Regions from separate parts of the Homo sapiens genome. Here all the other regions are linked to region 1. Evidence: chromatin contacts called from ENCODE Hi-C or POLR2A ChIA-PET data. All regions are on one chromosome and are shown on one strand. Each heading gives the region's core, a stretch centred on a gene start or an enhancer-like site at or near the end of the contact. The rest is flanking DNA. Distances are from core to core; before and after follow the strand shown.

Region 1 (3,096 bases), core at 202-2,701:
CCCAGCTATTTGGGAGGCTGAGGCAGGAGAATCGCTTGAACCTGGGAGGCGGAGGTTGCAGTGAGCCGAGATCGCGCCACTGCACTCCAGCCTGGGCGACAGATCGAGACTCCCTCTAAACAAAACAAAACAAATCAAAACTGGTTGCAGGTAGGTTTTGTGGTAGTGGCTGATGGGATTTGGGATTTAAGGAAATTCACCTCTAGTGGTCTCACTTTCCTCAGAGATGTAAGAGACAAAATTTTTTATTTTTATTTTTACCAAAGCGGGTGAGTGAGTAGAGTTCAGTAAGAGGTTAGAAGAGCGTGAGGGCTGGGAACAGCAGGGGAGGGGAATAGGAGATAATCTGAGTAGCAATGTGTAAATGTGACTGTCTTAGGCTCAGCAATATTGCGTAGTCGCACGTGGAAGTCCCGACTGAAGTTGGACACTTTTCGTTCGCAGTGGTGCCAATTCTCAGGGTTGTGTGATTTTCTGCACCGATGCAGGAGTGAGCAAGGTTGGTTGAACTGTTGCAGACTAACAGTTTTGCAGGTGGGCGAAGGATCAGGGAGGAAATTGAGTTGAGGGTGTTGGTGAATAGGATATAGGAGTTTCAGAACCCGACTACACATCTGTCGTTGATGGTCTAAATATTTGCATGTTTGCAGGTCCAGCGATGGCACAATGCCTAGCAGCAGAAGGTTTGCACCCACTGTGCGACATGAGTGGCAGCTCTGGAAAATCATAAAATCATGGGAGGACTTGAGAGTGCAGGCTGGGTGGGGTGGGACTGTGGCTGCGAAAAACAGTGTTATGAAACTGTGCGCGGGACAAGAAAGCTGATTTTACTGATTGTATATTGGGGAGTACTACGGGAATCACTGGAGAGGCCACTTCATTTTCTCCTATCCCACCCCATCTTTTGGGGTTGCAACTAACCAGTAAGTTTACACATTGAGGATACAATGGCGAAACGGGGCCGCGAGGCGATGACGTCATTCGCGGGAGTAGGGGGGAGAAGCGACCACTGTTAGGGTACTGTCCATAAAGGCAATTTGAAAATATTTCAGCCTTTTTACTTTTATACTTCCGGCCCTTGCAGTTTGAGGTGGTAACAAACGACTGCTGCTCCCAACCACTTTCACCACCGCCTGTTACCATGGGAGCGCTCGGGTAGCTAGGCTTGGACGACTCTATTCTACGTCATCATCAAAGCGCATCTCAGGACTGATAGCTCCGCCCTAAACTAAGGGAGAGACTGTGCTCCCAAGTACGTAGCCTGCAGTGCCTAACGCATTCTCAGCAATTTTGACCCCCAACAGACGCCGTCGACAGTCTCCCAAGAACAATTCCCAGGAGCTCGGATTCCAAGAGCCGCCCGCGCCCTCGTTTACCTTCGCTAGTCGCCCTGCAGCCCCGCCCTGTCCGGAGGCCCCGCCCTCCATGAATCAGCTGATCCCGCGGACCCACTGGGTTGCCAAGCTCGCGCCGGATGCGGAGCGCGGTGCTGCCGGTGGAGCTTCAGGTGAGCGAGTGTGGGTCCCGGGTTGGCTATTGGCTAAGGAGGGCTTATCGGCTGGGACCCCTTGTATGCGGAAGGCCGGGGACAGGGAGCTAGGCGGAGGCTGTGGTCGAGGCCGGAGAGCGCCCTGCGGGGGGCCTGCGGAGACGGCGCCCGCATTTTCCCAGCTCTGGGTGCGATCGACTGCTCCTGCCGGTCCAGCAGCGCCCGAGGCGGCCCCTGCCTTGGCCCCAGGTTCTCCCACTTGCCCCGGTCTCTCCCTCCCCAGACTGGGCGCCGCTGCAGTGGTCTCAGCTGCGTGAAATTCCTTCAAGCCCCCTCTTCCCGCCTCCACCCACGCTGCCTTCCAGCTATTCATTCACGAGAATTTCTTGAATGCCCACACTAGGCGCTGAGCTGATAAACTGGGGTCCGTGGCCTGGAACCCTGCTGAGTGTCCCTGGCGGCCTTGCCACAGGGTGCAAATCGCGTTGAAGAGTGGACCAAGGGCTACTTGAAAAGGCGGTTGCGGAGAAAGAAAATAGCTTTGATAATAAGAATTAGTAGTTTAGGCAAGTCTTTGAGCCTATCAAGTAATTCATCAAGAGGAGAAGATAAGTTATTTTGAGAAGCGAAGCCAGAAAAATAACACAGGTCCTTGACGCTGGTGTTCGTCCTCGGATAATAGGGCTGCTTTGGAGACAGGCAACAGTAGACTGGTAGAATCGTTCTATTGCTTAAGGCTTTGATGGTGGAAGAGAAAAAACACTCTTGTTGAAGTGGCATATCCAAGAACAGTGCTTTCTTTCTGGTTTAGGATGGAGAAGGAACTGACTGCTGTACCCAAGTGAAGATCTTTACTCAGTTACCCTTATATTTGGCTATATGGAATAAAATTGTGTGATATGTTTATTCTGAGCAGGTACAAAACTTCAGCAAACCTATTGGTCCCACATTTTCCCCCCCATTTATCATATGATTTGGAGTGACCGGTTGACCTTTGAGTTAATGAATAATTTAAAGCAGTGAAAAATTTTTTGCAGTAAACTACGGTGTTTTAACCTTGATAACATAAGCATAGTGGTTAAGATTCTAGGCTTTGTATCTGAACATACCCAGAGTCACATCCATTTACATCTTTGATTTTGGGCAAGTTATTTAATCTCTCTGCCTCAGTTCTCTTGTCTCTAAATTGGGGATAAAAATGTTTTCCTGATAACAGTACCTTTACGTGTAATGGTTCATGTATCGTATTTATTACAGTGCCTGTTTTATGGTAAATATTCAATACATATTAGCTGTTTTTATAATTAATTCCTCCCACTACATCATGATCCAAACTGACTCTTTTCTTAAGTGATGGGGAAGGGAACTGAATATTTTAAGGAAGTAGCTATAAAATATGATTTCAAGTTGTTCTGTAGTAATTTTGGTGTTCCATAAGGACATTTTAATGTGAAAAAGATACTGACAGAATCTATACATGGTTTGAATTTATTAGTTTCTAAACTATGACCAGTATTAGCAGATTTAAAATTCATAATTATAGCAAGAAAACGTCAAAGTTGTTTAACAGTGTTAAAATTTGAAACTGTAATGATCCAGAAAAATGA
Region 2 (3,054 bases), core at 166-2,665, 1.9 Mb after region 1:
GACTGCGCCACTGCACTCCAGCCTGGGCAACTAAGCAAGACTCCGTCTCAAAAAAACAAAAAAGAGAAACATACCTAGCTATAGTCTAGCTTTACCTGTCTAGAACTTTCTATGATGATGGATTATTTTCTATGATAATGCTATATATCTGTGCTGTCCAATACAGCACACGCAAGCCATCTGTAGCTACTGAGCACTTGAAATGCAGCTAATATGAATAACTGGATTTTTAGTTTTATTTAATTTTAATTAATTCAGATAGCCATATATGGCTAATGGCTACCATATTAGATAATGCAACGTTAGATTAAGACCCAGTTTTCAGGGCAACATAACCACGGATATTTACCTGCAGCTATAAAATAATAAACATAACATGCAAAAGCAAAAGTACAAAAGAGGTGAGCATCAAAACATTGACATGCTTAATAATTATTGTCCCTTTTCTTCCACCCATCCCCACTCTTTTTTAGGGTTACTGGATGTCATACCTTTGTAATGTTTGTTTGGTTTTTAATTACTGCCACCGTTTTCTAAACACTACGTGCTAACTTAATTTGAAAGCCATCGCTCTGTCCCCTGCCCAACACACACACACGGTCCTCTGAGAAACCAAATTATAGAATAAATATACAAGATGCGTGTCACTCCCTGTCTCAAATTCCGCCTCTTGGAAACCTGGACCGACAGCTGGCTCTTTCGAGATCGTAGCCCTCGTCGGACACCTTCCCCATGGGGTTCTATGGACAAAGGGCGCCAAGGGCGTGGAAGGCACGGTTTTGGATTTCGTGGAGTAGAGGAAGAGCCACCCTCAGTGAATGTGTGGGTGTGTTCAGGCAAGGAAAGGAACCAGGCAGCAGCCACGAGGGAAGAATCAGTGACCGCGTACGTATACACGAGAGGAAGGAACAGATACCCAGGCAGGCCCCGAGTTACCTGCACATCCCCAGGGAAATAGAGGACGTGATGCTGGGGCGGCGGCTGCGGCTCCTCCTTCGCTGGGTCCCCGGGGAGGTCCTGCCGCTCCAGTCCCTCCCCGGCCGCCGCCAACAGGAGCAATTCGTTGCTGCGCTGCGGATCGGCTCCAGGCACGGTGGAAAGCTGCAGGCACTGACGGCGGCGCACCTCGGCCGAGAGGGAGCATCGCGCGCCGCCGCTGCCGCCCGGGTTCATGGTTCTGGCCTGAGAGCAGGACGAGGCGTTTCCGATTCCGAGCTGCGGCAGCAGGAGCAGCAACGGCGGCGACCGCAGGAGCCTGAACCCCCACATGGGTCGCCGCCGCGAGAGCGGTTCGGAGGTGGAGGGTGGCGGAGGGGTTCCTGAGGGAGGGACTTCAGCAGGCGGCTCAGCCGGCGGCTCAACGGTCGGCGGCCGCGGCCCGGCCGGGAGCCGGCGCTGAGGCGACGACGTCAGAGGCCGACGTCCGCGCGCAGCGTGCGTAAGGAAAGGAAGGGAGGGGTGTGGGCGAAATCGGTCTTGGGATCCCGGAGAAGACGGTGGGCGTGGCTTGAGGAAGGGCGTTTGTGATTGGTGGGTTCTGCCGCGGCCGGGAAGTTCGAACAGAAGTCTGGGGAAGAGCCGGCGAAGAGCAAAGAGATAATACAGTACTCCCAGCTATAGCAAGCGGCAGTTATGGAGCATGCGCAGCAGCAGGGGCGGCCGCAGGTCGCCGTTCAATAATACGTAATGTATAGACTTTTGAGTATACGAAGCTCCCTGTTTCTCTAGGTTCACCTGAGATTTATCTGGTCTTTCAGGGCTTAAAAGGGAGACATTCCCAAAGAAGATTCCGTGGGAAGTCTCCTACAAGCCCCGAAGGAAGGGAATCTCTCTCCTCATACCTTGAGTTTCCTGAGTACAATTATTATAGATATACGAAGATCTCTGTGCTCATGGAGAATTTGTGGTTAGATATGAAGCTAATTCATCTCTGTTTGGGAACAGGGTACATGATCTAGGACAGGAAAAAAACGGGGCGAGGCAGTACGCTTTACTTGGTGTTTTGCTATTTGGAGGTTTTCAAAAACTAAACAGTGTAGGAAAGTCATGTGTGTCCAGCAACTATCTGTGGCCAGTTGAGTAGGAATAAGATTTGGCGAAATGTATGCTCAGGCCTGTACTCCCAGCACTGTGGGAGGCCGAGGCGGAGGATCACTTGAGTCCAGCAGTTTGAAACCAGCCTGGGCAACATAGGGAGGCCTTGTCTCTACTAAATTTTTTTTTTTAATTAGCCGGGCGTGGTGGTGCATGCCTATAGTCCAAGCTACTGGGAGGGCTGAGATGGGAGATTGGATCGCTTGAGCCCAGGAGTTGTATGCTGCAATGAGTTGTGATCCCACCACTGCACTCCAGCCTGGGCAACAGAAGCAGACCCTGTCTCAAAAAATAAACCAAAAACAAACAAAACAGGGAAATGTGTGCGAGCGAGGATGAGATCCAAGTACTTGTGAGACAAAGCACTGTAAAGAGAATAATTAATGAAAATTACAAAAAACTACAGCCAACATTTGTTGAGGGTTTACTATAGGCCAGAAATCTAAGCACTTTATATATAATTGTTCGGAGTTTATATATGTGTATTTAAGCACACATACTGTTTTCTTTGGTCTACATATGCAAATAATAACAAATGGCTTGGAGTAGGAACATAAATGAGCAAATGATAAAATATGATTTATATATATGTATAGACTTGGTGACTTAGTATGCTAACCTACTCTGGTCTAAATTGTTGCATTCCATCTGACATCAAAATATTGTTATCAATCAAAAATTATTCAATTAATTACTAAGGAAATCTGCCGCTTTCTAAAATAACTGGTTAAAAACAAGTAGAGGTTAGTTATACAATAATTAGTATATAATGACATTTAGGCAACCTGACGTCACTCTGTTTTGCCAATTGCAAACATGTTACTTTCCATTGTTAGATAGAGGATTGCTGAAATGTTATCTAAAAGTCCAAACATGTACATGAATTGCAAATGCAGCTTTTGATTTGTGGTCTTGTTTTTAGCTTGACCTTATAATGAAATCTATTTTTATTTTTAAGTT
Region 3 (3,495 bases), core at 471-2,970, 1.1 Mb after region 1:
CTAAAACTTAAAGTATAATAATAATAAAATAAAAAATGTGTTTTATGTATTCACATATTTATATACACCCTAATAATCCTTAAAATTACAAGGAAGTCTATTAAAATTATAATAGCATGTTAAGAAATATTATCCAAAACTTGGAAAAATAGACAAGATTCACTGAATGGCCTTTCAATGCATTTTGGAACACAGTCTAGCAAGTCCATTCCATGGTTATCTCATTCTCTAAGGGAATGTTCCTTTGTTGAACTTGTTTACTATTGATTGGGGGCTAGACTCTGTGAAGCTACATAAGAACATGTAGATTTTCTTTTCTAGTAAAGAATCAAATTATTTCTGTCCTGTAGGAAGGCAACCTCAAAGGTTACAGTTTTATTACCTGTAAGATATTAACCGGTTTTTTACCTAAACTAGCAACCTTCGTCATTGTGCTGGCATGCCTATATGCTCAGTCTCTCAAATTCACTTTCATCCAGTTTTATCATTTTGCTGGTTCCCTCATTGTCGAGTTAAATAAATCTTTGACATTTGCTTACTTAAGATTTGTATGAGAATCAAGTTTTTAATACAGTATTTAAAAAATACTTTGGCAATGGCCATATATAGCTGGTAGGTTTACAGGAGATTTTGATTTTCTTTTTATATTCTTCTGTATTTGTCGAATGTCCATTAAAGGACATGTTTTACTTTTATAAAAAGAAAGCACAAAAATGTCTGTATGTATATACACATGCATTCTATATTAATTTCTCAGGCTGTACTTTCCCTAACTCTATACCCAGTAACAGGCCAACCTCCCGAAGATGCATAAAGACACCTTTGCCGTTGACCAGGCAGACCCTGCATCCACAGGACATAGAGAGAAAGGTGCTCCCTGAACACTGATCTGGATAAGCATTGCTGGGTCAGTGCAGAGGCGTCCATTTCCCCAGTCTGCCGAGCTGGCCTAAAGCTGAGGACCTCTTAGTGGGAGCTGAGGACATGTGCCTGAAGAGGCAAGCCCTTGACTGATGGAAATTGGAGTCTGAGTTCCATGTGGGGGACTGGGAAGCACAGCAAGGTCTGAAATGGGAGACCCAGGGAAGGGCAGAGAGGACCAAAGGAGGAAGGGGGTCTACAGTGTGGGAAACAGCCTGGACGCAACAGCCGGGGGAGGAGGCCTGCTCTGGCCCCAGTGGCCCCTTGTAAGCAGGAAAGGCAGCTGGCTAGACCTCTTCTGTGTTATTCACTCTGATTTTATCCTTTATCTTCCCCTCCCAACCTCACCTCCTTTCTAACCCCAAAGCCATGCAGCTAATATGACTAAGATTGCTGGGCGTTTGCTTGGAAATGCAAATGAGAATTTCTGGTAGTTTCCTAGTTTCCTTGATCTCCTTTGTCAAGTTTATTGAGGGGAAAGGACTCTCGGTTAAAAAAAAAAAAAAAAGAAAATCCAGATTTTGAACACCAGCTCTCTTTAATGCCAACTTCCTGAGGAGCTGCCCAGCTCTGTAACAACCTGGAACAGAGGCGCCATCACAGACTTGGCTCTGACGGGCGGCACAGCAAGAAGCCTTGCTCGCGTGTGGGACGTGCCCGTTCTGGCCTGGAGAGAGGGCCCAGAGACACCACCTCGCCACCGCCACCTGATTACTCATTGTCACCAATGAGATGACAAGAACTGATGACGCATTTCCCTTTTGCTGCACTCTGACACCTCAGAGACCACAGCAGAGAAAAAGCTGCTTTTGTAAAACTGGAACATGAACTACGCGGACGCCCCAGAGGAGGTCTCTGCTGCCCTCTGTTGCTGGCTTCTTAGTAACCCTAACCATTTTTAAGAATACAGTATTTGGTTTCAGTAACTTTATTACATGAAAAGTATGCTCGGAGGAAAAAATGTGTCAAATTTAATCAGTCGTGGGTACTATCAACATTTTAAATTGTTGCCAATCTAATAGAGGAAAATGGTATCTCATTGCTGTTTTAATTTTCATTTTAAAAATTCTAAGTGAGGCTCAAAATAGTTTATTTTTCCAGTTTCCTGCCAGTGGGTATACTTTTCTTTTTTTGTTTTTTTAATCTTTTTTTATTGATTTAGAAAAGTTTTTGCTGTAAATGCGTTTCTTTTTATACTAATGCTTTTCTCTGTTATATAGTCAAATTTATCAGTCTTTTCTTTATAACTTCCGGCTTTCATGTTCCTTAGGCTATGGATTTTTTTAAATGCATGCATATATTTAGTATAGTTTTTAGTATTTAAAACTTTAATCAATCTGGAATTTATTTTTATTGTAAAGTGGGAAATAGAAGTACAGCTTTATGTTTCTTTGTTTTTAAAATGGCTTGCAAGTTGTACCAATATTCTTCCTTAAATGCTCCATTTTATGGCTTACTTGAAGTGCATTTTTGCTTCTAATGAGACCTGACTTTCTGGCCTATTTCAGGACTTTACATTGTTCTGTTGGTCTGTTTTTCTCCTCCTGTATCAGTACCTATAATGTGTAACTACTAGACATGTATTAATGTAATAGAATACATTTCAATATTATATAGGGCTAGTTTCCCCTCTTGACTATTCTTATTATACATTTTTTATCTTTCTAGATAAACTTTAAAATCAAGTTTTTAAAAGACACTGTTGATGTTTTGATTGGGAATGTGTTATATTTAATTTATAAGAGAAAATTGATACTGTTATATTTTGTGTCCTTGTAGCTAAGGCTTATGTCTTTCCCTTTTAAAATTTGTCTTTTTTTAAAGTTCACCAATAGATTTTAAAAGTTCTTTTCATGTTGGCCCTGCACATATTTTTGTTGATTTTATCCCTAGAGTTATTTTTTGGTTGTTACTATAAACGGGAACTGTTATTCCATTGTATTTTCTGATTATTGCTTGAATACAGCATTTCCACAGCTGATCCTTTCCTAAAAGCTGACACTATGACAGCAGTTGGAAATTAAAAAGGAAAGCCATGGCAAAAGACAGTCACAGCTCCACTTGGCTGTTCTGTTCTTTCAGAAAACGTAGTGACCTCGTATGAGTACATCCCCTGAGGTAGGGTCAAAAGAAAGTCTGTTAGGACACCTAAGAGTTTCTTGGAGATGTCAGGATATCCACCGGGGTTCTGAAGTAAAGATGCTGTCATTATTTTAATATAAATGATCAATTATGAAGATATAGTTGATTGGTATAAAACCATTTTTAAAATCTATATTGCTGCATAGTCTTCAGACTTTTATTTTCATTGCCGTGGGGAAGTTTGTATGAATTAGAGGAGCTCCATGGTTTTCATCCTATAAGGGACTTCAGAAAAATAGCATGAAAGCAAAACTGTGGTAGGGTCAACACACGGTGCTCCTTTATTTGGTTTGAGGTGTAAGTTAATAAATCACCTTCTGATAAGCTGCTGACAGAATTTATTTGCACCAACTGTAGTAGGGCCACCTCCTCCATATAGACACTGAAGTCCACAGTGGTGTTTGTGCCGTCTTTGAAAAGGACTGTCATTCC
Region 4 (3,505 bases), core at 799-3,298, 1.3 Mb after region 1:
ACAACTTTTCCTACTTTTCCTTTCCTGTTCTCCACAAGGGTTGAAACTGTCTAATGTCTTTCCTAATTCCCCTCAGATGCTTCCCTGTTATTACCTCACAGGTGTTCCCTTCAATAAATCTCTCACATGTCTAATCTGATAATATTGTTTGCTTCTCAGGGGATCCATATTAACACATTGTATTTGATCCACCAACAAATTTTATGTCATGTCTATCTCCTGAGTACCCCTCTTGCATCCATCCACTTCTCTTTATTGCCAACACTACTCAAGGAGGAACTAAGACATTTCTCCCCTGGATTATTGCAATAGTCATCTACTTCCATCTCACACCTTTCCAATCCATTCTCATCTCAGTAGCTGCAGTGATTATTTTTTTTTAATAGTAAATCAATTGTGTCACTTCCCTGCTTAAAACCTTTCAATAGCTTCTCATTATGCTTACAGTCAAATTAAATTTCTACCATGGCCACACAATACTTTAGAGTCTGGGCTCTTGCCTCTCTCTTCAACCTCATCCCATCTCATCTTCCCCTTTGTCCTGATGCCCACCAAGGCTCAGACATACTAGTGGCCTTTCTCTTCCTACAAATTGCTGAGTCCTTTCCTGCCTGAGGGGCTTCCGACTTGCTCTCCCTTCTTCCTAAAATACCCTTCCTCCATCTCTGCAGAAGGTGGACTCATTCTGACTCCTAGCCCTCAACTTAAATGTCCACTCATTTCCTCGCACCTAGTTATCACTCTCTGTCACCACTTTGCTTAGTGTCTGTTTCTCCCACTTGAACAAGGGCAGGCAAACTATGGCCCATGGACCACCATTTGTTTTTGTCTGGCCCATGATCTAAGAATGGCTTGTACATATTTAAGTGTTTGAAAAAGCTGCATTTTTAAAAGAATATTTTTTGACACATGAAAATTATGTGAAATTGGAATTTCAGTGTCCATAAAGTTGGAACTAGCAATGCTCATTTGTTCAGGTTTTGCCTATGCCTTCTTTTAGACTACAACTGCTGAGTTGAGTAGTTGTGCATGGCCCACAAAGCCTAAAATATTTACAGAACAAGTTTTCTGCATGTTGTACTGGAAAGTAAGGTTGAACGCCCATTATTTGTCTCTTCCAGTCCTTTACTCTCAGTGCTTGCTCCATAGCTAGTGCTTAATAATTACAGGTTGAACAAACCTTCCCTCTCTCCTAAGACTGTTAATATCTAAGGGGATAGGTTGACTTACCTCTCTTTGGCTTATTCTCTTCTAAGAGCCAGTCAGGGAAATTTGGAACCAAATATTTTTGATTTTGGGGAAGCACCTTGAAAACAGGACTGTTATATTTCTCTTGAAATATCTAGCACAGTACCTTGCACAAGGTAAGATGGTGCTAGAAACTGGAAGAACTGTTTTAGGGTTATCGTTAACAGGAAATTAAGTAGTGCATGCAAAGCACTTAGCACAGTGTCAGGTGTACAAAAGTGTTGAATAAATGTTTGCTCTCGCCTCAATTTTCCTTGCTATAATGGGAAATAAATATCACCCTTTATATCACTGTCACACAGACTAAACAAGAATGCTGTGTGTGAAAAAGCTTTGTAAGCTGCAGACACTATCCAGATAGACTTATCCAAGTGCAATATATTAACACACGTTGGCACTGAGCAGCCCTGTTTGGAGGGATGGGCACTGACCTGGGGGTGAGAACACTTAACATCCTAATTCTTGCCACTTATTAAGTGACCTTGGACAATCGCAACTTCTGCGGCTGTTTCTTCTCTTCACCTGTAAAACCAGCCTCTGAACACACAAGACCGTCCCTTGGGGTTCAGCCCTGGCCTTCTCTACCGTGTGTTTCCCTTACCTCCGGGATGGAAGACCCACCCGACTCCGAGGCGGCCCACTGGGGCGAGACGAATCTGGGGGCGGGGCGTGGCGTGGCGTGGCGTGCCCGGGACGTGGCCTCCCTCCCTCCCTGAGCCGCTGCCTCAGAGCCGGGCCGCACGGGGGCGCCGCTGGGGCCGCTCTGCTCCCGAGTTGCCGAGCAGCTGAGAAGGCGTTCACTTCCGCGTCCGCCCCGCGGCGTCCGGCGGCCGCGCCGAGGGTCTGGCGGGCCGCAGGTCAGTCTGGGAAGCTGCCGACCCGCCCCACCCCCCCGGTGCGGAAGAGCCGGGCGCGGGATGGGCCGCGGGCCCGGAAGGCGGCGGGGCGCCCTGAGGAAGGGCACGGGCCGCGCTGGTAACGCGCGCGCCCCGGGCTGCAGGCTCGGGCTTCGGGCCGATTTGGGGTCTCCAGGCCGCGGAAGACCGTGGCGGGGCTTTCTGGCTCCCCAGCTCCTCCCGGCTCTTCCCGCTTCGGAAGAGGAGTGTGAGCCCCTTGAGCGATGTTTTTCAAAGTGGGGTTCGCGGGCAGATCCCGACCCCTCCTCAGACTTTCTGAGGAACTGTGTGCTGTGGCCGGAGTGTCTTCGTTTTCCCAAGCGTCCCTGATGGTTTTGATGCAGGTGATCATAGGAATGCACTCTGGGGGACATTGTCCCCGAGGGCTGGACACTTTCCACATAGCAGGGAGCCTAACTGGGTGCTTTTGAGGATGGGGCCTGCGGAGTGCCCCCCTGGTGTGGCCTTGGAATGATGATGTTCCTATCCTTAGGAGAGACTGCCTGGGGTTGGGGTAGGAGGAGTAGCTCTTAAATCCTCGGGATCGGGGTGCTGCTGTGTTATCGTAGCCAAGTCTTGAGATGGACAGATGCTTAGAGAGTGAAAGGGCTGGGTCAGGATCCATAGGGGTGAAACAGTGCTGGAGGAGGCGGTGTGGGGTGAAGCAGGAAGAACTTGGGGTTCGTCCTGCCGTTCTGGATTGGGGCTGGCTCCACAACCTACTAGCAGTCAGTCCTTGTGTGGCCCCTGTACACATCACTCTTTTTTTTTACCCCAATGGCCTCATCTGTCAACAGGGACAGTAATTCCCATCCAATAGAGTTTTTGTGTGAATTAGGTAAAGTGTGTCAAGTGTCTCTTACAATGGCTGGCACATAATAAGCATTCAGTAAATGGGAGTTATTAAGAGTGACACAGGCCCTGGCTTCCTTGGCCTACAGACCAAAAAGTAGGGATTAAACAAGTGGGGTAAAAAGTGGACAGACACACAGTATATTTGTAGAATTGTGCAAGGATTCTAACTTGGGGGGCAGAAGGATACGTGGGACGGTCATGCAAGAAATTAGGTTTGCTGAAGGCCTTGAAGAATAGATAGGATTCCAGGGAGCCAGTAATGAGGCAGAGGGAACAAGTTCCATCCCATGCCTCAGAGGTGGCTCTCACACATGGATCTTTGGAGTGCTGCTCCCAGGACTTCTAGGCAGTGCGAGATGTCACATCCATAAGTGGTTTTGGAAGGCTGGACCTTTGGCCCATAATGGTTTCTGTTGCTGACCGTATTCTACACACATGGTCTTCCTCAGATTTTAATGGTCTCCTTCCATTTTATTGGAGACTAGCTGGCATCTACAAAACGATCT
Region 5 (3,312 bases), core at 368-2,867, 1.5 Mb before region 1:
GAATGGCTTGCACCTTCACCTTCTTCGCGTTTCTACTCAAATGTCTCCGTATCTCCTGGCCATCCTACTTTAAAATAACAATCTACCTATCCCCAACTTTATTTCTACCCACAATCCTATGTTATTTGTTTCTATTGTCTGTTCCCCTTCTCTAGGAAATAAATTCCAAGAGTCAGGAATTTTCTGTCCGGTTTGTTTCACGGCTGGATTCCCAGCACGTGGAACCATATCTGGCACATAGCTAGTGCTAAGAATAAACAGTGTGCTTCTATGAGCTGATCAAAGAAGAGTATCATTTTAAAATCACCAAAAATTCAAGAACCACTAAAATTGTTTAGTTTCTCAGAAAATAAGATTTCAGGAAGTCCCTGATTGTGTAGTTGCAAGATTCTAGTCTAATCCATTTACCTGCTCGGAAAAGAACATTTAAGAAGGTGTATGGTCAATTCCAGCAGTTCAGCTACTTTTCAACTTTCACTGTAAAACCACCACCTTGCTTTGTAGAACAGGTGTTTTTTGTTTGTTTGTTTGTTTGTTTTGAGATAAGAGTCTGGCTCTGTCGCCAGGCTGCAGTGCAGTGGTGCGATCTTGGCTCACTGCAAGCTCCGCCTCCCAGGTTCAAGCGATTCTCCTGCCTCAGCCTCCTGAGTAGCTGGGATTACAGGCGCCCGCCACCACAGCCAGCTAATGTTTGTATTTTTAGTAGAGACGGTGTGTCACCATGTTGGCCAGGATGGTCTCGATATCCTGACCTCGTGATCCGCCCGCCTCAGCCTCCCAAAGTGTGTAGAACAGGTTTTAAAGACGGTCCTCAGTCATCAACACTTTTGTTTTCAGACCCTCCCTCTCTCGCTGACGGAGGCAAGTGGAGAGAGGAGGACCGGAGGCTCGCAGAGGCGTCAGCGGCAGAGGAAACCTCGCACCCGAACCCGCAGCGCGGCGCTCTCCCCAAAGAAGCATTTGCCTGGAGCCCCTAAGAGGAGCAAGACCTGGACCTCGAGCACTTTGGATTCCAGTCAGGATAGATCGATGGACAGATGGAAAAGAGGAATACACAAGTGCTGGGAGAATCCTCAAGAAAGGAGAAAGGAGTGGCGCGCCCAGGAGTCTCGTCCTGACACACTGGGAAATGAAATTTGGGTTTGGCGAGTTATGGCCAAAAAGCTGCCCAAAGTACTTGAGAGCCGCCTTGGAGAGTGGCGCGGGGTGCCTGGCAAGGTGAGACCGGCCTGCGGGGGCGCGGGCTTTTCCTCAGCAGCTCTACGCCCGCCTGGCCCGGCGCCTGAGGGGTAGCGACGCAGCCCACGTCGCTCTCAGAGCTTGCCGGGAGGGGCGTCACGTGACTCCGGGTGCGGTCCCCGCGCTGAAGCTCTGGAGCGAACCCGAACCCTCCTCTCAGGCCCGCCCCCTGCGGCCCGCAGCGGGCAGGTTGGCCTGGATGCCGGCGACAGAGAGACTGGGGCGGCGCCCGGGGCCCCAGAGAGCCAAGACGGCGCTCACCGGATAGAGGTAGAGCACGGCTCCCACCAACGCCAGCAAGAAGGTAACGGCGAAGATCGCGAAGTCCAACATGGTTCTGCCGCCCAGGGAGCCACGTCTCGGATCGGCCGCTCCAGCAGCAGCGCCTCAGCCTGGCCCAATTTAAGGCATAGCGTGTGGGCGGGGGCACCCCGCGGGACCCGGAAACCAACGGGCCGCTGGGGGCGTGACCGAGGCCTGCGGCCGGCGCCAGAGGAAAGAGCAATGGATCGCCGAGGAGCCGGGGCGCGGGTTCCTGAGCGCAGCAGGCCGAGGCTGAGGCCGCCTAGCGCCAGCCTCCACCGCAAGGCGGGGATTTCGGTGCACACGATTTCAGACAGAATATGCCCGCGACTTCGGACCGGGTTGCTGGCGAAAGCAGAGCCCAGCTTTCTGAGAAAAGTTAGGAGTTAGTAGTGCTCTGTCCGCCCAACAGTTTTCGCAATGGATTCAGAATTAAAACCTCTAAACCGATGATTTTCGAAGAGTGGTCCCGGTACCAGCTGCATCAACGTCGCCCGGGAGCTCGTTAGAGATTCAGATTATCGATGCCGGGCGCGGTGGCTCCACCTGTAATCCCAGCACCTTGGGAGGCTGAAGCGGGAGGATCGCTTGAGCCCAGGAGTTTGAGACCAGCGTGGGCAACATAGTGAGACCCCAGTCTCTACAAAAAAAAAAAAAAAAAAAAAAAAAAAATTAGCCTACAGTGGTGGCGCTTGCCTGTGGCCCCAGCTGCTCCGGAGGCTGAGGCTGGAGGATCACTTTAGCCGGGGAGGCAGAGGCTACAGTGAGCCGAGATGGCACGACTGCACTCCAGCCTGGGCGACAGGGCGAGACCCTGTCTCAAAAACAAAACAAAACAAAACAAAAGGAAAACAAAATAAAAAGATTCTCGATCCCAAACTAGACCTACTGAATCAAACACTCGGGGTGGGCAGGGGTAGGGGGCGCGTACAACAATCTGTTTGAACAGAGCCCTCCCGGGGACACTGTTACACACTTAAATTTGAGTGAAAACCACCACTGATCTAAGCGGGACAGGGAAGTGTCTGGGAGTAAAACAAGAGTAGATACGCCTTGTTTCGCAGAATTTCTGTCTGAAGTACTAGTAAATGTGATTCTTTGACACTTTCTGGTGAGCGGAGGCTGCACACTGTTCAGGTTTCCTTGCTCTGTTAACTCTGACTTTCGGTAAATTGCTTCAGTTTTCTAAGCTTCCATTTCCTTCTATGTAAAAAAGTGAAAATAATACCACATGGAGTTGCCTGTAGGTTAAATTACATATTTTATGAAAATCACTTAGCACAGCTCCTGGCAAAACCGAATAAGTGCTATCTACGTCAGCATTTGGCGTTTGTTGCCCTGGGCATAAAATACCCTAGGACCCCTCTTTCTATTTCGCCTGGCTCAGAAGTTTTGACGTGGCTACTGAAATACAAGACAAGGCCTGCTACTTACTAGTGCTGCTTTTAGTGAAAGTGTGCTAAAAGTATTTATAGATTTTATAGCTTTAATAATATAAAATGTCAAGAACAGGCAGCAATTTGGCAAGAGAAATTCCAGATTGCATTTTACAGCTTCTATGATAAATGACTGTTACATAAGCAGGAAACATACCTCATTGAAAATGGCAACTCTTTTGGCATCTATAGCAAATATAATGAAACATGCTGTTTAATATTTCACTTGGCAGAAATTGTATTTTTAAGTCTTTCTCTGCATATAAATGTGCTTTAAACTGTCGTATGTTCAAAGTTCATTTTTAAGTCTCTTGTTCAGAATTTTAAAGATATT
Region 6 (3,442 bases), core at 673-3,172, 1.2 Mb before region 1:
TTCTCATAAAAATGTCTCTATCCTACACTCACTTGTGGGAGAAAATGAAAAGCACAAACAAAAATAAAAATATTTTATTTTTCTCTTAAGGGCATAATTTTACTTATATAATTTTAGGATCATTTGGGGATAAGTATCAAATAAAAGCCGCACCCTACAGTTTTTAACAGTATGCCAATATTGTATGTGTGTTCAAACCTGAAAAAGAGGAAAACAGAAAATCCTTTAAACGCTTTTAAGTTTGGGGTTATTCATTATGACTAAATACACTATTATCTATTAAATAAAGTGTTACTACTGCCAGTCACAAATTTTATAATAAAGTATTTTAAAACATAAAAATAAAAAGGAAAGCAATTACCTTTGTACAATAAAGCATCCAAAGTTCAAAGAGCCTCTCTCTGGATGCCATTCTGGCTTTCACTCTGGCACTTTAAGTTTTCCTTAAAAAAATTATGTTCAAGACTACAGCATGTCCATTTTATTTTCCAAGTTTTTCAGCCGTTCAGTAAAGCTCATAGCAGTAAAGAAAGCAAAAAGAAGTGAAACAAATGGACTGTCCTCTGGTTAAAAACAAAAAGGCAATTTCAGCAGTCACTCCAATATATCTTCATCAGTGGTAGTTGGGCAATTAAATAAATCTGTGAAAGAGAAAAACATCCACAGGTTAGAAAAAGAGGCCATACTAAAAAATCTAGACTTATCAAAAACTAAAGATGTATCTTCTTCACTTCCCACAAACAACCCGCTATACTTTCACATGGACTGATTAGATTTCATAGAAACTTGTGTTTCAGGAAAACATCACAGCTAACACAGTATGTCCACCATAGAATCCTCTAGGGCAGACAGACTCCTAGAGATGGGTACATGTTCATAACCAAGAATGCGTCCAGTGAGAATAAGGAGCAAGACTCCCTTCCCACTCATACCTTTTGTACAGATACAAGGAAAAGGCCCACATCTCAGACATTTCAAATACATCAAAGCTCTTAGAATGTTCTTGTTCTGGTCTCCTCTTCAAAGTTGTTGGGGCCAGGCGCGGTGGCTCACGCCTGTAATCCCAGCACTTTGGGAGGCCCAAGTGCGTGAATCACCTGAGGTCAGGAGTTCGAGACCAGCCTGGCCAACACAGTGAACCCCTGTCTCTACTAAAGAAATACAAAAAATTAGCCGGGCGTGGTGGCGGGCACCTGTAATCCCAGCTACTCAGGAGGCTGAGGCAGGAGAATTGCTTGAACCCGGGAGGCAGAGGCTGCAGTGAGCCCAGATCACGCCACTGCACTCCAGTCTGGGCGACAGAGCAAGACTCCGTCTGGGGTGGGGTGGGGGTGGAGTAGTTGGGACTGTTTGCTGTGTTGCAGGGCAGGGCGTGGGGGCGGGGGAGGAATTCCCAGTTCGTTTGTTCTAACAATCCTCGGAGAGTGGAAGTCCACCCGCCCACCTGGCCTCTCCACCTTTCCATCCAAGAGAAGTGGGCACGCACACACCGGCGAGGAACTTCCCAAAGAAGCATCCAAGTGTTTGGGGGAATCTTTTAATTTCCTCCTCACATCCCAAGACAACCCAAACAGAGGCAAACTTAAGGTGTGCCGAGCTGCCAAGAGAAGCTCTAGAACTGAGGAATGCGGACTCGGCGTCTCCCGACCGCGATCCCAGCCTGCACTACAGTATCGGAACACTCCCTGACAGCCTAGCCCACTCAAAGCCGCCCCTCACTCTGCAGCCCCTCCACCACCAAGCACCGGGGCCCTCCCATTTCTTGCCATGCCGCCCCCTCTTCCCAACGGCCCGCTCCCCATCACCGGGCTCACATTGTGTGCCGCGCGGCAGCCGCCGCCCGGCAGCCGTCTAACTGCTTCCCTCGACCCCTTCCCAAGGCGAAGCCCCGTGTCACCCCGCAGCCAGGCAGACGAGCGGGCGGGACATGGGGGCGGGGCGAGAGGCCGGGAGGAGCAGGGGGCGGGGCTGCCCCCTGGGCTAATCATTTCGGCCGCTGAGGATTTACCCAGCCGTTGGGCGGCAGCTGTTCAATGGTCGCGTAGGCTGGGGATGGGCGGGGTGACCTGAAGCCCCGCCCCAGCATACCTGCGCAGCCGCAGTCGACAGGCTCTGGCTGCCCATCCCTTGGCGGGCGCCGGCCGCGGCACTGAAACGAGCCTTCCCTCAGCTGGACATGGAGGAGGGCTGACGTGCTGACGTCTACGCCCGCCCCGCTTTTCGCTGATGGCGTCATTTCCGTGAGTCATCTGAGGGCGTGAGACCCTACGGTGTTAAAGGGGATTTTGTTTCACTTATTTGTAGAACCGGGATTGGTTCTGGGAATTTAGAGTAATGTAAAAAGACAAAACACACACAGACACCCCCCAAAAACTCCTCTTTTCCTTTTGTGCCTGCTTTCGTCGTCACCGAGTGTCATATCCAAAGGGCTTATTTTACCACCACTAAAGACTTCGAAAGGGTTTTTCTTTTTCAGAAAAGAAGCAAAAGGCTTTACTAACTATAGACAACTTTCAGAGAGATTTGGTTTTTGTATAAGGAAAGAAAAACGCGTAAGATAACTCACCTTTGTTAAACATTTCCACAACTTTTTATTGTGAAAGATTTCAAGTATATTCTAAAGTAAACTAGTATAACGAAACCCTGTATACCGTCACCCAACTTCAAAAATGATCAACTAATGTCCCATCTTGTTTCATTTGTAACAAGGATCCACAAATTGCCTGTGAAGAGCCAGAGACGAGGCGCAGTGGCTATCGCCTGTAATTCCAGAATTTTGGGAGGTCTAGGCGGGCGAATCCCTTGAACCCAGGAGATCAGCCTGGGCAACAGAATGAGACCCTGTCTCTGCAAAAGAAATTTTAATTAGCTTGGCGTGGTGGTGCACGCCTGTAGTTCCAGCTACTTAGAAGCTAAGGTGGGAGAATCGCTTGAACCTGGGAGTGAAGGTTGCAGTGAGCTCCGATGGCGCCACTGTACTCCAGCCTGGGCGACAGAGCGAGACACTGTCTCAAAAAATAAAAATAAAATAAAAAGAGCCAGACAATAAATGTTATAGGCTTTGCAGTCCATTCTGGTTGCAACTTGCTTAACGAAAATCAAAAGAACAATATTTTGAGATGTGAAAATTAGACGAAATTCAAATTCAAGTTTCAGTGTCCTAAAATTTTAGTGGAACACAACCATGCCCATTCCTTTAGTATTGCCTATAGCTGCTTTCACTCTACCATGGCAGAATTGAGAGTAGTTGCTTGCAAATTACACCTTCAATTTTTTATCCTGAAATTACATTTTACATTCAGCATTTCTCCTTGGTTGTCCATTAGGCATGTGAAATTTATATGTCAAAATTTTGGGGGGAAAATATGCTTTTCCTTTGGGATACCCTATTTTAGTACTTAGCAACTCTATTCTTGTACTTGCTCAGTACAAGAACCTAGGA
Region 7 (3,497 bases), core at 962-3,461, 1.4 Mb after region 1:
AGGGAACAATCTAAAAATTACTAAACCTCTTTCCATACATGATTTCAGGTAATTGTATCAACATGAATAAAAGAAAGAATTCATATGATTTTAATTCCCTTTAGTTTATTCTAATGCAGTCACAGATAATAAAAACTCATTTTGATCATTTATTATATGCTCAGGATTCTAGGGGGTCATATTTACTATCTTAGTGAACTTTCCATTTCCAGCTGTAATACAAAATAGAAATTTGTCACCTGAAATATGCTGTAATGGGAAATTAATAAATAGTTTTAAAGTGCTTCAAATATACATGACTTTAACAGATTTAATACGTTACAAAAAGAATTCCTTCCTTTTAAAAAGACTGCTTCTGATAAATTCCACTTTGCCTTTCTCTCTTCCAAAGTTCCAAATACAATGCCTTTGACAAGCTAAGTGTTCAATGAAGACACATGGAAAGAAAGGAATAAATGTCCTCTCATTTTATTCTTCCTGTCTTGCTTGCAATGAATTTTTAATAATTTTTTCTCCAGTTTTTAACCCCTCATACTAAGTTATCACTTTAAATGCCACCCTTTTAAAACCAGCACTGTCAGGCTGGGCACAGTCACTCATGCCTGTAATCCCAGCACTTTGGGAGGCTGAGGTGGGAGGATCCTTCGAGTCCAGGAGTTCGAGAGCAGCCTGGGCAACACGGTGAAACCCTGTCTCTACTAAAAGTACTAAAATTAGCCAGGTGTGGTTGCATGTGCCTGTAGTCCCAGCTACTAGGGAAGCTGAAGTGGGAGGATCACTTGAGCCCGGGAGGTGGAGGCTGCAGTGAGCTGTGATCATGCCACTGGCACTCCAGCCTGGATGACAGAGTAAGACCCTATCTCAAAAAACAGAAAACCCAGCATTGTCCAATATTGTTCTAGCCACATCATTTCACACACCTTCCAATCCACTCTGCTCTTCCTCCCAGCATACCTCCAACCTTGCAATATCTTTTAGCCATTATCAGAGTCAAGGTCTAATCATAAGCACCCAAACCTTCTATATCATCCTTATTGGGCCTCATGTATCCCCTCTTTAACCTGGTAACTTGCCTACCATCTTTTACTGATTTTATTTCTTCTTACTGTAGAGCCTTATACCCAGGATAAAGTCACTAGACTATAGCTCTCTAGTTCCTCTCGATCAAAGCCTACACTTTTGTCCAAAAAAGAAAGACTGAAGTTAACCTTTTCTATGGAGTATGAAAAAAAAATTCATTTTCACCCAATGCTAAACACATTTAACCATTAGCCTCACTCCTATATACCCACGTAACTCCAGCACAGAGAGGGATTTTCATTGCTGTTGGCACCTACATGCACTTTACGGACGCTTCATAAACCACCTCATGGCCTGCCTTGGCCACACTCTTAGTTTGTAGCATAAAAGGATGGAGTGCAGACACACATCCTCTCTACTTTGCACGGAGCTCTAGCCTGCCCTATGGCTCAACTCACACTGGGGGAAGTTCAGAAAGTACCAGATGCTTCCAATGGTGTACAAGCATTAGCAATACATAGTTTAATCTCTTCCAAATCATTTTTCTAAAGATTGAATGAAACAAAACTTTTTTAGTACAGTGGCTCAAATAATGCACAGGCCTCTCAGCTAAATATAATACCATATATTATTTCCCTTTGGAAGACTTTCATAGTTATTCAATCTACCTAACACCAATTTTGAGGTGTAAATATATTAGGTTTTGATTACTTGTTTGGTGAAATAGGTCCATCTCTCACAGCTTTGGTTCCATTTATACCCATTCTTGGCCGATTCGTAGAGACAAATAATTAGGAATGTCTGTTTTATCTTACTAATGCTAACAATTTCATTATCTAACTGTGGAACATGTCCTTTGAGTGTGCTCCTCCTGGGCCAGACACTACATGTAGAGGGTGCCTGTGTGTGTGTGTCCCTGTGACAACTGAGACCCAATGCCTATTCTTGGTGGGGGTGTATATTGCCATGCACAGGGGGATCAAAACCAAGAGAAATAAGAATGTAACAAAATGGTCAACAAATCATTCTGAAATGACTACAACCATGTACATAAAGTGGCTTCTGGAGGGATGAGATGGCTTTAGTTTAGGTGAGCTTAATCAAAGAGGGCTTCAGAGAGGGAGTGCTCTTTTGCACTACTTTGAGGCAATACTGGCAATGATCGGAATGGCACTGCAGGTATGAGGAAGAGCGAAAGTGAAACTTCGCTTGCAGAAACAGTGACTAATGTGTAAAGCCAGAAATAAAACCTACCTGCTTAGCACACAAAAGTCAGTTAATAAATATTTACTGGGAGGCCACGATTTGTCTCTGCTAGATGCAATGTATTTAGTTAATTATGATGCAGTATAAATTTAAGATTGGCTCCTGCAGGGAGATAAGATTAGCAGGCAGTAAGCAATGAGATGACATCAGAAGGCAGTATTTGAGAAGGTGTCTATATGGTGTGGTTTACATTTGTTCTGTTCGTAATGCAGCTAGAGGTAATATCCTTGTTTCATTTTTCTTTTAGTAAATGGGAAAGTTCCTTCTCATCCTATCCCAGCCCAATTCTCCCTCCCACCCCACTGTCATTTTTGGTTACATGGTTCTGAATCTAGACCTTATGCATTTTCTCTATTATTCTTGAAATACTGAATTGAAAACAGGATCTTTTAAAATAACTTCAAATTGGTGCAAGCTGACTTTCAGTACTTTCAGTTTTGTAAAAATATATGCTTTAATCTAACAAATATTAAAGGACTCCAAAAAAATAAAATTATATAGGCGAGTTACACTTACCTCTAGGAAAGTAACTCATAAATTATATTTAAGATTCCTTTTGGTTTTATTTTTACCTGATTTTACATCCTGTGAGATGACTAACACCAAATATTACATAATTTACCAAACTCAGTCTGGAAAAAGAGATAACCAGACACTGAAAAGACACTCTTGTTTGTTTTACTAAATGCTTCTCTTAAAAATGCGAGGAGGTATTAGAAAAGAAAAATGTCTTCAAAACTTAATCTACATTTGTATCTATTTCTGAATGGCTACCAGCCAGTCTTTAAGTCTTGGTTTCATTTTTTGTTCCAAGCTTTCGAATGATACTTGACTAGACAGAATGCGACCCCTCTAGATGTTTCATACAGAACATAGGGTAAGGATGGAGGAAAGACTCTAATGGTCACAGTATTAGTCAGTTTTGTTCTTTTTTTTTTTTTTTTTTTTTTGTTAAGGCAGTCAAATTTAGCACAGGGGGATTATATGCCAACTTTAGTGACACTAATGTTAATAAGTTCTGGTAACCCACTACCATCAGACCAACGTAGTTAGTTTTTGAAGAATCCTAAAGCCATGCTGTATGGTGGGGAAAAATTAATTTAGCTTATGACAAAGCATTATCCTTCAAGCCTCTGAATAATCAGCCTCTTGCTTTACAAACACTTCTTGTGTCTGACAGCTCTGCCATGCCTTTAGCAATAGCTATCATT

What was found. Hi-C counts contacts between places; a loop is a spot of excess contacts on that map. ChIA-PET counts read pairs that join two places held with the same protein, here RNA polymerase II (POLR2A). Pooled maps may share reads with other maps.
Region 2: a map of B cell shows a loop between it and region 1 (14-fold over the local background). The contact joins the promoter of C2orf69 here to the promoter of ALS2 in region 1. A Hi-C loop is called at or near these places in 1 of 168 maps with a recorded cell type or tissue (B cell), 1 of 37 single-sample maps with no recorded cell type and 7 of 50 pooled maps.
Region 3: a map of B cell shows a loop between it and region 1 (15-fold over the local background). The contact joins the enhancer-like site here to the promoter of ALS2 in region 1. A Hi-C loop is called at or near these places in 5 of 168 maps with a recorded cell type or tissue (B cell, CD4-positive, alpha-beta T cell, CD8-positive, alpha-beta T cell and 1 more) and 8 of 50 pooled maps.
Region 4: a map of CD8-positive, alpha-beta T cell shows a loop between it and region 1 (9-fold over the local background). The contact joins the promoter of KCTD18 here to the promoter of ALS2 in region 1. A Hi-C loop is called at or near these places in 6 of 168 maps with a recorded cell type or tissue (B cell, CD4-positive, alpha-beta T cell, CD4-positive, alpha-beta memory T cell and 2 more) and 9 of 50 pooled maps.
Region 5: a map of CD8-positive, alpha-beta T cell shows a loop between it and region 1 (10-fold over the local background). The contact joins the promoter of CYP20A1 here to the promoter of ALS2 in region 1. A Hi-C loop is called at or near these places in 3 of 168 maps with a recorded cell type or tissue (CD4-positive, alpha-beta memory T cell, CD8-positive, alpha-beta T cell and naive thymus-derived CD4-positive, alpha-beta T cell) and 15 of 50 pooled maps. POLR2A ChIA-PET finds 5 or more read pairs at or near these places in 2 of 52 experiments (CD8-positive, alpha-beta memory T cell and MCF 10A).
Region 6: a loop to region 1 is called in a map of CD8-positive, alpha-beta T cell, with 9 times the contacts of the local background. The contact joins the promoter of NBEAL1 here to the promoter of ALS2 in region 1. A Hi-C loop is called at or near these places in 2 of 168 maps with a recorded cell type or tissue (CD8-positive, alpha-beta T cell and naive thymus-derived CD4-positive, alpha-beta T cell), 1 of 37 single-sample maps with no recorded cell type and 14 of 50 pooled maps.
Region 7: a map of CD8-positive, alpha-beta T cell shows a loop between it and region 1 (6-fold over the local background). The contact joins the enhancer-like site here to the promoter of ALS2 in region 1. A Hi-C loop is called at or near these places in 2 of 168 maps with a recorded cell type or tissue (CD8-positive, alpha-beta T cell and naive thymus-derived CD4-positive, alpha-beta T cell) and 5 of 50 pooled maps.

Annotation. Positions count from the first base shown.
Region 1 is chr2:201,779,288-201,782,383 of GRCh38, reverse strand. ALS2 (alsin Rho guanine nucleotide exchange factor ALS2) reads left to right here and starts at 1,451. Exons shown (of 34, transcript NM_020919.4): 1 at 1,451-1,507. RefSeq lists enhancers at 1,092-1,161, 1,172-1,401, 1,412-1,481 and a silencer at 1,612-1,781.
Region 2 is chr2:199,909,654-199,912,707 of GRCh38, reverse strand. C2orf69 (chromosome 2 open reading frame 69) reads right to left here and starts at 1,415. Exons shown (of 2, transcript NM_153689.6): 1 at 937-1,415. The coding sequence starts at 1,269. LOC101927687 (a long non-coding RNA gene) reads left to right here and starts at 1,562. Exons shown (of 4, transcript XR_923766.4): 1 at 1,562-1,683. RefSeq lists an enhancer at 1,094-1,283.
Region 3 is chr2:200,711,421-200,714,915 of GRCh38, reverse strand. LINC01792 (long intergenic non-protein coding RNA 1792) reads left to right here. Exons shown (of 3, transcript NR_037886.1): 3 at 786-2,611. It also overlaps the pseudogene AOX3P-AOX2P and the pseudogene AOX3P. Among named protein-coding and RNA genes, the nearest start is that of LINC01792, 22 kb to the left of the region's middle. RefSeq lists an enhancer at 1,522-1,801. Within about 2 kb of position 1,720, at least 35 of the 41 ENCODE cell types and tissues checked have a DNase peak (open chromatin) inside an H3K27ac peak, as active enhancers do; they include B cell, CD4-positive, alpha-beta T cell and CD8-positive, alpha-beta T cell, where a contact is called at or near this core.
Region 4 is chr2:200,508,611-200,512,115 of GRCh38, reverse strand. It overlaps KCTD18 (potassium channel tetramerization domain containing 18), which reads left to right and starts at 2,048. Exons shown (of 7, transcript NM_152387.4): 1 at 2,048-2,488. RefSeq lists a silencer at 1,816-2,275.
Region 5 is chr2:203,237,323-203,240,634 of GRCh38, reverse strand. CYP20A1 (cytochrome P450 family 20 subfamily A member 1) reads right to left here and starts at 1,617. Exons shown (of 13, transcript NM_177538.3): 1 at 1,501-1,617. The coding sequence starts at 1,572. RefSeq lists enhancers at 897-1,186, 1,010-1,581, 1,867-1,916 and a silencer at 1,587-1,796.
Region 6 is chr2:203,013,355-203,016,796 of GRCh38, reverse strand. NBEAL1 (neurobeachin like 1) reads right to left here and starts at 1,922. Exons shown (of 56, transcript NM_001378026.1): 1 at 1,815-1,922; 2 at 362-641. The coding sequence starts at 412. RefSeq lists a silencer at 1,821-2,050 and an enhancer at 1,689-2,242.
Region 7 is chr2:200,373,010-200,376,506 of GRCh38, reverse strand. All of the region lies in intron 2 of SPATS2L (spermatogenesis associated serine rich 2 like), which reads right to left. It also overlaps the pseudogene RNY4P34. Among named protein-coding and RNA genes, the nearest start is that of SPATS2L, 68 kb to the right of the region's middle. RefSeq lists an enhancer at 2,330-2,379. Within about 2 kb of position 2,211, at least 3 of the 41 ENCODE cell types and tissues checked have a DNase peak (open chromatin) inside an H3K27ac peak, as active enhancers do; they include CD8-positive, alpha-beta T cell, where a contact is called at or near this core.